Regions from separate parts of the Homo sapiens genome. Here region 1 is linked to region 2. A link is an interaction called in ENCODE POLR2A ChIA-PET data of the cell type or tissue named here. Cell type or tissue: PC-9. All regions are shown on one strand. Each heading gives the region's core, and the rest is flanking DNA. Links, peaks and the distances in the headings are about the cores only.

Region 1 (4,404 bases), core at 185-4,184, 84 kb after region 2:
AGACTAATACAGTTACAATGTGCCAATGAAAAAAATTAAAAATGAAATAAATTCAGATGTCTAATAGTAAAATAAAATTAGTTGGATATGCTGTAAAAGTCTTTTTAAATTTTTGACACATCCTTCTACAGTGTCTGGCACAAAATTAGTATGGGTGGCCATACTTTGAATTGAAAAATATTTCCAAGAATGGCTTAGATGCAGAAACTTGACTGAAACAAATAAAATAATAAGAATAAATACTGTAATGATCTCATGTCTCTTAGATATCTTCCTACCTCTCCTATGCCAGATAAGGGGAAGGAAGGGACAGATGTCAGAATCTGCTCCTGCTCTACTTCAGGGATACAGCCAGAGAACAGCTCCAACGACTGTACTGGAGCCCTTTCTACTCAACTTCACAACTGACAAAAATGCCCAGATTGTAACAGGGAGTGGAGTGAGACTTCTTGTCAGTTCATATCTGGGAAGGTGAGAAGGCAAGTATGAAAATGATTAGCAAAAAAAAAAAAAAAAAAAAAAAAAAAATGCTTTGTTTGCTAAACTAGGCAGATGTGAAATATGGTTTGCAGTTTTACACAGTCCTCACCAAGCCAAATAACAATGCATTATCTGTAAGAAAACAATATTCAACAACAGTGGTTCAAATCAGAGAAAGACTGGCATGGTATTTTTTGAAGCAGTATGGTTGTCAATCATCATTTTTAAGTCACATGAGTTATTTGGTTTGGCAGATTACCACTGCTCCTTCCTAAAGGAGGAAGGTATTAGGGGAAAAATACCTCCTAAAGGAAGGTATTAAAAGAAGGATTTGGTAATTATAATAATGTATGTGAAAATGTACGTATTTCCCCCTGGAAGGCCCACTGGAATTGCAATGAAGCATTTGAATGGATCTTCCGCTTCATCACAGCTAAGGCATGTGGCTAAGTTGTCTGGATGACAAGCATGCAGGGTTGCTGCATCACAGGGTAGCCCAAGGGAGAATGCAGGGACAGAATGACATTCGTCAGCAGAGAGGGCAAATTCTACAACGACCAAAAGGACATGGGGAATTGAATGGGATCAAGCAACTGAGAGAAAGGCCAGGGAGGCTAAAAGTCAAGTGCTGTAAGATAAATGGTTGTGGCCCAAAGGGCCTGGTGCTCTCCAGTAATAAATACACTTGAGGAAAGAGGACAGGCAGATAGAAGGGGTAAGTGAACAAAGTAATCAAGGGTAAGGAAGCTACTGAATGAAACAACTGTTCCCAAGAAAGCACTACAAGAAAGCAGAAGAAATTTATGAACTGCGAAAGAAGCAAATACAGAGGAGTGCATTCTTGTTCTCCTGTTAACCAACCATAAGCTTCAGAGAGCAACAAATTGCATGGATTTGGGGAGCCAGAGATCAGTGCAGAACACAGAAGAGGTGCTGATAGGTGGAACAGGTAATTGATTAACACCAGATGAAACTCTGTTGGGAAATAAAAAATTAACGAGGGTAAATGAGTTCAGATGCCAAAGTAGGAGTAAATTTCCCTGGAGAGAAGGTGACCTTAGAAGGAAACAGGGCTGACCTTGAACAGGTGTCAGAAATTGCCACATTTGTGTAGTGGAAAGCATACAGGTGTTGGGAGTCCAGCTAGACATGAATTCCACTCTCAGCTCTCCTACCTACTTTTAATCTTGTTTATTACATAACCTTGGGCTAAGTACTTAACTTCTCTGAGCAATTTCCTCACCTACAAAGCTTAAGTTAGAAATATTACACTTACAGGGCTGCAAAGCCTCTACTACAATACCTTACACTTAAAGGGGTTACTATACTATACTATAGGTATAACCCTATAAGGTTAACCTACTAGGTGTAAGGTATTATACTATAATGGGTACTCTATAAATGGTAGCTATTATTGTTGTTTTAAGTCTGAACCTAATTTATAACCAGAGATGAACTGAGATAGGGGAATTCTCAGAAATTCCTTCAGTTGGAAAGAGTTGACATCAAGAAACTTGTAAAAGCTCTAGCAGAACACATTCTAACATCACATATCTAAATATCAAGAAAAGCCAGGTGTGGTGACTCACACCTGTAATCCCAGCACTTTGGGAGATGGAGGCGGGTGGGTCATTTGTGGTCAAGAGTTTGAGACCAGCCTGGCAAACATGGTGAAACCTTATCTCTACTAAAAATACAAAAATTAGCCAGGCATGGTGGCATGTGCCTGTAATCCCAGCTACTTGGGAGGCTGAGGCAGAAGAATTGCTTGAACCCAGGAGGCGAAGGTTGCTGTGAGCCAAGGTTGCGCTGCACCACTGCACTCCAGACTGGGTGATAGAAAAAACAACAACAACAACAACAAAAAAACAACCAAGAATGATACCTGAGCTCTACCTATATTGCTACTTAATATTTACCCTTTTGTCCAAAATTTTTGGTTTCACTGAGATAATCATTTTTCCCTATATGTTGAATTTCCTATTTATGTATCACTAATTGTCTATCTTTTTTGTCAAAATGAAATTTCCTGTCAAGAGAGAATTTTCTTTCTCTCTACAAAACTGTTTTAAAAAATCCATTGTGCTCTTCCGTGTTTTCCAAATTGTGTTTATCATTGAGCATGTATTACTTTCATAATTAGGAAAAAGAACTTATTTTTAAAAGGTGGGGGACAGACAGACAGACGTGCTGTCTGCTGCTGCAAAAGAGCCTGAATATCTGAAGTAAAGTATTAATAGCAGCAATGGAGTGAAGGTGATAAATCTGAGAAATATTTACAAGGTATTCTTGGTATTCTCTACCAGGAATGTGTGAATGGCATTGTGAGAACCACTGCCATCACATGGGCCTTGAGATTTAAATTATTTTAATATAGTTTCTTAACAAAGAACAAAGTTTTAAGAACTCTAGCAATTTTACCTGATAAGGTCCTGAACTCGATTGTTAAAAGGATCACCTTGTGAGGGTTTGTTTTTCATTTCCTGTGTTGGTATTTTTGGGGTAGCTGGCTGGCAGTTTCCATCTGGTCGATTGGCAATCAGGCAGCCCAAAACCACAGCACTGACTTTGAGAAGTCCAGTTGTCAAGCCTTCAAAAACTTGTTTATTTGTATTTCTCCCCAAAATAGTATTATTTTCATCTGGAACATAAACCTAGATGAAAAAAAAGTACAGTAAATATGTTTCAATAAAACCACCAAAAATGGGCAGAGACAGTTTAGAACATTTCTGGAATCATAAGTAATTTTGACAATCTAAAATGTTCAAGAGTGTTGGCTCTGAAATCAGACTGCAAGTTCAAATCTGAGCTTTACCCTCAGTACCTGATGTCCCTGGATAAGGTTACTATTTCAAAATTCCAATTTCTCATCTATAAAACAAGGATAATGAGAGTACCTGTATCATAGAATTTTTGTGATTATTAAATGAGCTGATACATATAAAATGCTTAGAACATGCACAGGCATGCTGTAAGTATTCAATACTTAATAAATTATATTAAAAATTTAAATGAACTCAGAAAATAGATAAAATGACAGCACTGTTTCTTATTACAGTGTATTAAAAAAATCTAACCTGAATTCCTCTATCAGGATGAAATTTGCATTTCCTACTACAAAATGGCAAAATAGTTCTTTCCCTAGTACATAATGCCACACTCAGCTCTCTTTGTGTATAGTTTACAAGTAACGTGGTTATTAAACGTTGGAGCTTGGACCATGGCTCTGCAGTGTATGATCTGAGACAAGTTCCTTGCTTTCTGTATCTCCCTAGCTCCCAGGACAACTCTGAAGTTCAACTAAGAAGATGAATGGGACAATATTTGGTAAAATATTAAATTCCACAAATGTACTTACTTGGTGACAACCAGCCTTTGCCTCATTTTCACTGTTTATCTGTATCAGTTCTACCAAAGATAGAGGAATAAATGATCACTTGGATCCAAAAGGGGGATCTTTAGCAAAAACAAGCAACTTATTGGCCAGAACTAGTCACACAGTCCACCCAACCACAAAGGGAGCCAGGAAATGTCATCCTATCATGTACTTGGAAAGAGAGAAAGAATCAGAACATCTGTTAAACAGCACTATCGACTGCATAGTAATAGTTATTGTTTTTTCTATTATGACTATGCAAATATTCACAGCTAATCTACTTAATATTTACCCTTTTGTCCAAAATTTTTGGTTTCACTGAGATAATCATTTTTCCCTATATGTTGAATTTCCTATTTATGTATCACTAATTGTCTATCTTTTTTGTCAAAATGAAATTTCCTGTCAAGTTCATATACATCAGTGATTCCTGATTCTTTTTCCTTCTCCAAAGGAGACATTCTTCCTGAAATCAGCCACCCTCTTTCTCTAACCTAGACTGGTAGCTCTCTAGGCCTACTACACAGCTCTAGGTTAGATGCCCTTAT
Region 2 (4,404 bases), core at 72-4,071:
GTTTGCAAAGAAGTAAAAAATAGCAAATATGTAACCCGGCAGCTCTGTGAGGCTCCAAAAAGAAGGGTCCAGAACACTAGGTGGGTAAGTTTGCTTTTGAAAAACATACAACTTCTGTATTTTCCAGTCCCTCCCCGCCCCGCAGTGTCGAGTCGAATACATTTTCAGATCTTTTTCCCCAACCGGATCTTTTTTCTTGGTAATGTTTGATCAGTATCTGACAGAAATTACTACTGATGTCACTCAGTGAACGGCTTAGCACTGACCATCGGCTTAGTGAAGAAACGATGAGGACAAGACATGAAAAGGTCAACATCTCCAGGCAGACACTGAGAGGTGCACAGGAGTTATGTGAAACTCATTCAGAACCATCGCGACTTTCTGTGTGACTTTTATTTCAGCGTTGCTTCATTTCACAACCATGTGAGAAAATACTCTAGGGTGATTCACTAGGACACATCTTTTTTATCACTAATTTTTCCTTAGGAGAGTAATTTCAGCTCGGCAATGCCAAGAGAGGATTATCTGCTAGGAGAGTTCGGGCAGACCAATGAATACAACGCCCTAAGTTGATTTCAAATAGCCCCCAAACATATTATGTAGTCAGAATGCAAAAGTGTTGCAAATATCTTTACCGTAGACCTTAAAAAGTTAAATTTAGAGCAGGTAAACTTTAATTAAGTCTTTATTTAAGATACTTCAAGAGCTGGAGTTAACATTTTTCTTTCAGATTCGTATTTCCTTAACATGAAAAGTCAACAATGAAAACAGAATAAGTTACTTTATTACAAGAACAAAACAGACTTGCTAATTTTATGTCTCCTTTCACCCATATCACAAATGCAAAGTATATATTATCATAAGATGGAAATTACCAAACTCCAAGATACTCTGCATAAATGAAATAAACTCAACTTGCAAAATTAGCAAGTAGAACATTCAAGTATCTACAGTCATTATAAATAGTGTAAAGTACATGCCATATCTACAGTGTGGGAAGAGTATAAACATGGGAAAATGAGTTCTTAAGGAACAATTAGAATGTTTGTTTGGACAATTTAAAATATTAACAAGGGTACTCAAATACAGAATCAACCAAAACATTTATTTTTTCTCTTTTTTCAAGAAAAACTGTCGAGCTTCTTCCCAGGCCTGCTGAGGAAATCTGTTAGCCAGCTCAAGATAGTCTTGGGAACCAAGGCATTTCCCTGAGAGGGGGATAAAAGAGAAAAAAGTTAAATAAAAGAGGGTTAAATTCTTTGAAGATTCATAAATTAAACTTATTTTGATATCTGAGTATAAAATGGAGATATCCACTTCAAATAAACCATGACACAATTTAGGTAAATAAGGTGATTGATCTATATGTATCAATCTATCTGTAGTATAAAATATATGACATATATTTTAACCACAATCCAGTTTGTCCTTTAACATATTCAGACATTAACCCCTATATAAATTACAAAAAGATGTTTTTGGACTCCACAATGAGAAAAAAATTAGCAACCAGGCAAGCACAGTGGTGCGCGCCTGTAGTCCCAGCTATTTGGAAGGCTGAAGTCGGGGGAATGCTTGAGCCCAGGAGTTAGAGGCTATAGTTTGCTATGATCGCACCTGTGAGTAGCCATTGCACTCCAGGATAGGCAACATAGAGAGACCCTGTCTCAAAAAAAACAAAAAACAAAAAACAAAAAAAAGAACAAACTAAAATGACAGTCCTATATTCTATCCTTAAGTTAGCCATGAAAGGGGAAAACTGTATGTAAATGATGACGTTTTCTGAAAGTCTATTTAATTTAAAACATGAATGTAGTTTTAAGTATATCTTTAAAATTATTCAAATATAGCACAGCCTATCTAACAAAGCAGTAGGAATGAATGATAGGAGCTTTACTGGCCAGTGACATAGGTAAAGTAAACAATTGCAGCTAGACAGGCAGTAGGTATTTGAAAACCAAAATTCTTCCTGGGCAATAGGAATGTGGTATTACCAAGAGCTGCTTTTATATTTAAAGGTTTACCTGGACAATGAACTCAAAATATCTTGAGACATTTTATGAGGACTTAATCTAGGCAAAAGGGGAACAAATACCCAAGGTGCAAACTGGCAACTTAGGCATCATCATTAAAAAAAAAATCAAGCAACATATTATGAGCTGTCATTAACATAGTGATGACCCTTTCTGAGCAAAGGAGAGACCAATTCCCCCTTTGCTGTTCTGTGGGTTAAGCCTACTGTAACTGGGGGAAAGCATGAAAATCAGGGAAGATGGTCCCTTGGAAAAGAAAGAAGGTTGAGACTTCCACAGGCCTCAGTCCACCAAGCAGAGAGAGGCAGCTTCTGGGACTGTGTCTTCCAGACAATGTAACAAATTGTGACTCATCTTTATGATCAGGAGAAAGAGTAAGAAAAAAATGCTTATACTTCTTAGTGGCAAACAAAACAAAACAAAACTGCTGTACAATTGAAAATAAATACATTAGATTTTTCTAAGCATTTTAATTTATTCAAAATGAAATTGTTTTGTAAGAACAGTAACACATTTTGCTGATTTCTCCCCAAGTATCCTCCAGTAGTTAAAACAAAACAAAACAAAAAAAGGGCTGTGACTGGGTCAGGGCAGAACTGAACTTGCAGACTAATTCTTGCTCAGACAAATGGTACCGACAAGGATGTGGACTTGAATTTCTGAAAAGTTGCATAGCTTTCTGTTTAACTTTTCTGGGTGCCTGAGTCAATAAAACGTCTTTTTTTTTTCTTTTCATGATATTGTAATAGCTTTAGTTATATTTTCTTCTGTGCACTTTTCAACACCTGTCCACTGTAGAGGACTTTGTGTGTGTGTGTGTGTGTGTGTGTGTGTGAAAGAGTCCAAGGTAACACCCCCACCCCCACCAAGTAAGGGTTTCTTGGTGGGTGCCCTAAAGGGTCCTGCTGGGAGTGTACCTCTAAATGGCCACTTTAAAGACTATCAAACTAATGGAAGAATTGAAGAAGATCTGGATTAGGTTCTCATTCATCAGAGATGCTGTCATAACACCCAAAGAGCAACTTGTACTTCTCAATTACAGTCTGGGTAGCAGAATATTTAAAAAAGTAAAAATGTGGTAAAAATTCTACATCTCTAACTCTGATCACAGCAAACACCCCAGCAGGAATGCTATAGGAAAAAAAAACAACTTGTAAATCTTTTGCCCTGGACTTTGCCAATTAGATGACTTTTTCTCCATGTAAAACAATTATTTTCAAAACAAAAGTTCAACTACTTGAACTTGGGGGGAAACTGTGGGCTACTATTACTGATAACTTTATTCTGAACATGGATAAGGAACCAAACCTATGTGATTTCAGCATTTATGTGAGAAATGTGGGCCAGTATTAATGATCTGGCTCCTGTATTACAAAGCGGCTCTTTAGTAATTATTTACCATTTAATATATCTTGCATGAGATGATTATAAATTATACAAAGATATTTGTGCTTTTCTTTTACTCCCACAGATTTCTATACATATTTGGATGCATTCATGCTTCATGACAAAATCGATTTCTTTACTTACTGAAATATACTTGGTATCTGAATCTCAAATATTTTTAGGTTATGTATAAAATTTTACATATAATGTAGCAGTTCCAGAGGAAAGGATAAGAAAGATGTCCATTTGGCTAACAAACACATGAAATTTAATTTCAATAGAGACATACCTTTGGGTTGGTAAGGCTGGTTTTCCGCTTGACCTGGAGTCTGTGCCAAATCCTGTATGAGGAGAGAAAAGTGTTTTTCTATCAATGCTATGAACAGAGAATTTCACTAAGGGTGGCTTTAAATATACTTCTGATTCATGCAACCACTTTTGTATGAATATTTTGGGGCCCAAATATAAACGCTGAAGAAACTGATGTTACGTAGTGCAGGTTCTCATAAATAGTAATGACTTACATCTTGCTAAATTATCACCAGGGGACAACTTGCTGCCTACTTTGGAAATTACAACTTTTTATCTAATAAAACTAAAATTTAAGCCAAATTTACTATCTTAAAATATCAACAGGTGTTGATCATTTTTTTAAAAAGTACAAATATGAAAGCTCTATGTATTCTGCAGCTAAATCTTAAAGTCTGGTAATTTTGCATGTAGATGGAAAATGAAAAATGTAATATAAAATATGTAAATCTTCAGAAACCTAAGACAACCAGCTGCTATTTTAATATCATTTTCTAGTAACTCAGTTATAATGTAACACATAAGAGACCTTGAGGAACCACATTATAAACTAAAATCCTATCTATATTCATTCTCTTGAGCACAATTATTTATAGAAAAACACTTGATTTAACTCTACAAGTCTAATATGCTATCTGAAATAAACAATATAAGAAATTTTTTTTAGCATTTACAA

What was found. Peaks named below come from ENCODE experiments on the same cell type or tissue, not always from the same donor. Only the 100,000 strongest peaks of a DNase experiment are listed, where the experiment ranks them.
Region 1: POLR2A ChIA-PET joins it to region 2 with 5 read pairs; 3 of 35 experiments call an interaction of 5 or more read pairs at or near these places.

Annotation. Positions count from the first base shown.
Region 1 is chr15:76,431,177-76,435,580 of GRCh38, forward strand. SCAPER (S-phase cyclin A associated protein in the ER) reads right to left here. Exons shown (of 32, transcript NM_020843.4): 26 at 2,902-3,134. Among named protein-coding and RNA genes, the nearest start is that of ISL2, 97 kb to the left of the region's middle. RefSeq lists an enhancer at 2,543-3,742. In PC-9, for the core only: no CTCF peak of the experiment used is centred there; DNase peaks (open chromatin) are centred at 945 and 2,035; H3K27ac peaks cover 1,081 bases.
Region 2 is chr15:76,347,529-76,351,932 of GRCh38, forward strand. It overlaps SCAPER (S-phase cyclin A associated protein in the ER), which reads right to left. Exons shown (of 32, transcript NM_020843.4): 31 at 3,709-3,760; 32 at 376-1,208. The coding sequence ends at 1,105. Among named protein-coding and RNA genes, the nearest start is that of ISL2, 13 kb to the left of the region's middle. In PC-9, for the core only: no CTCF peak of the experiment used is centred there; a DNase peak (open chromatin) is centred at 1,973; H3K27ac peaks cover 1,585 bases.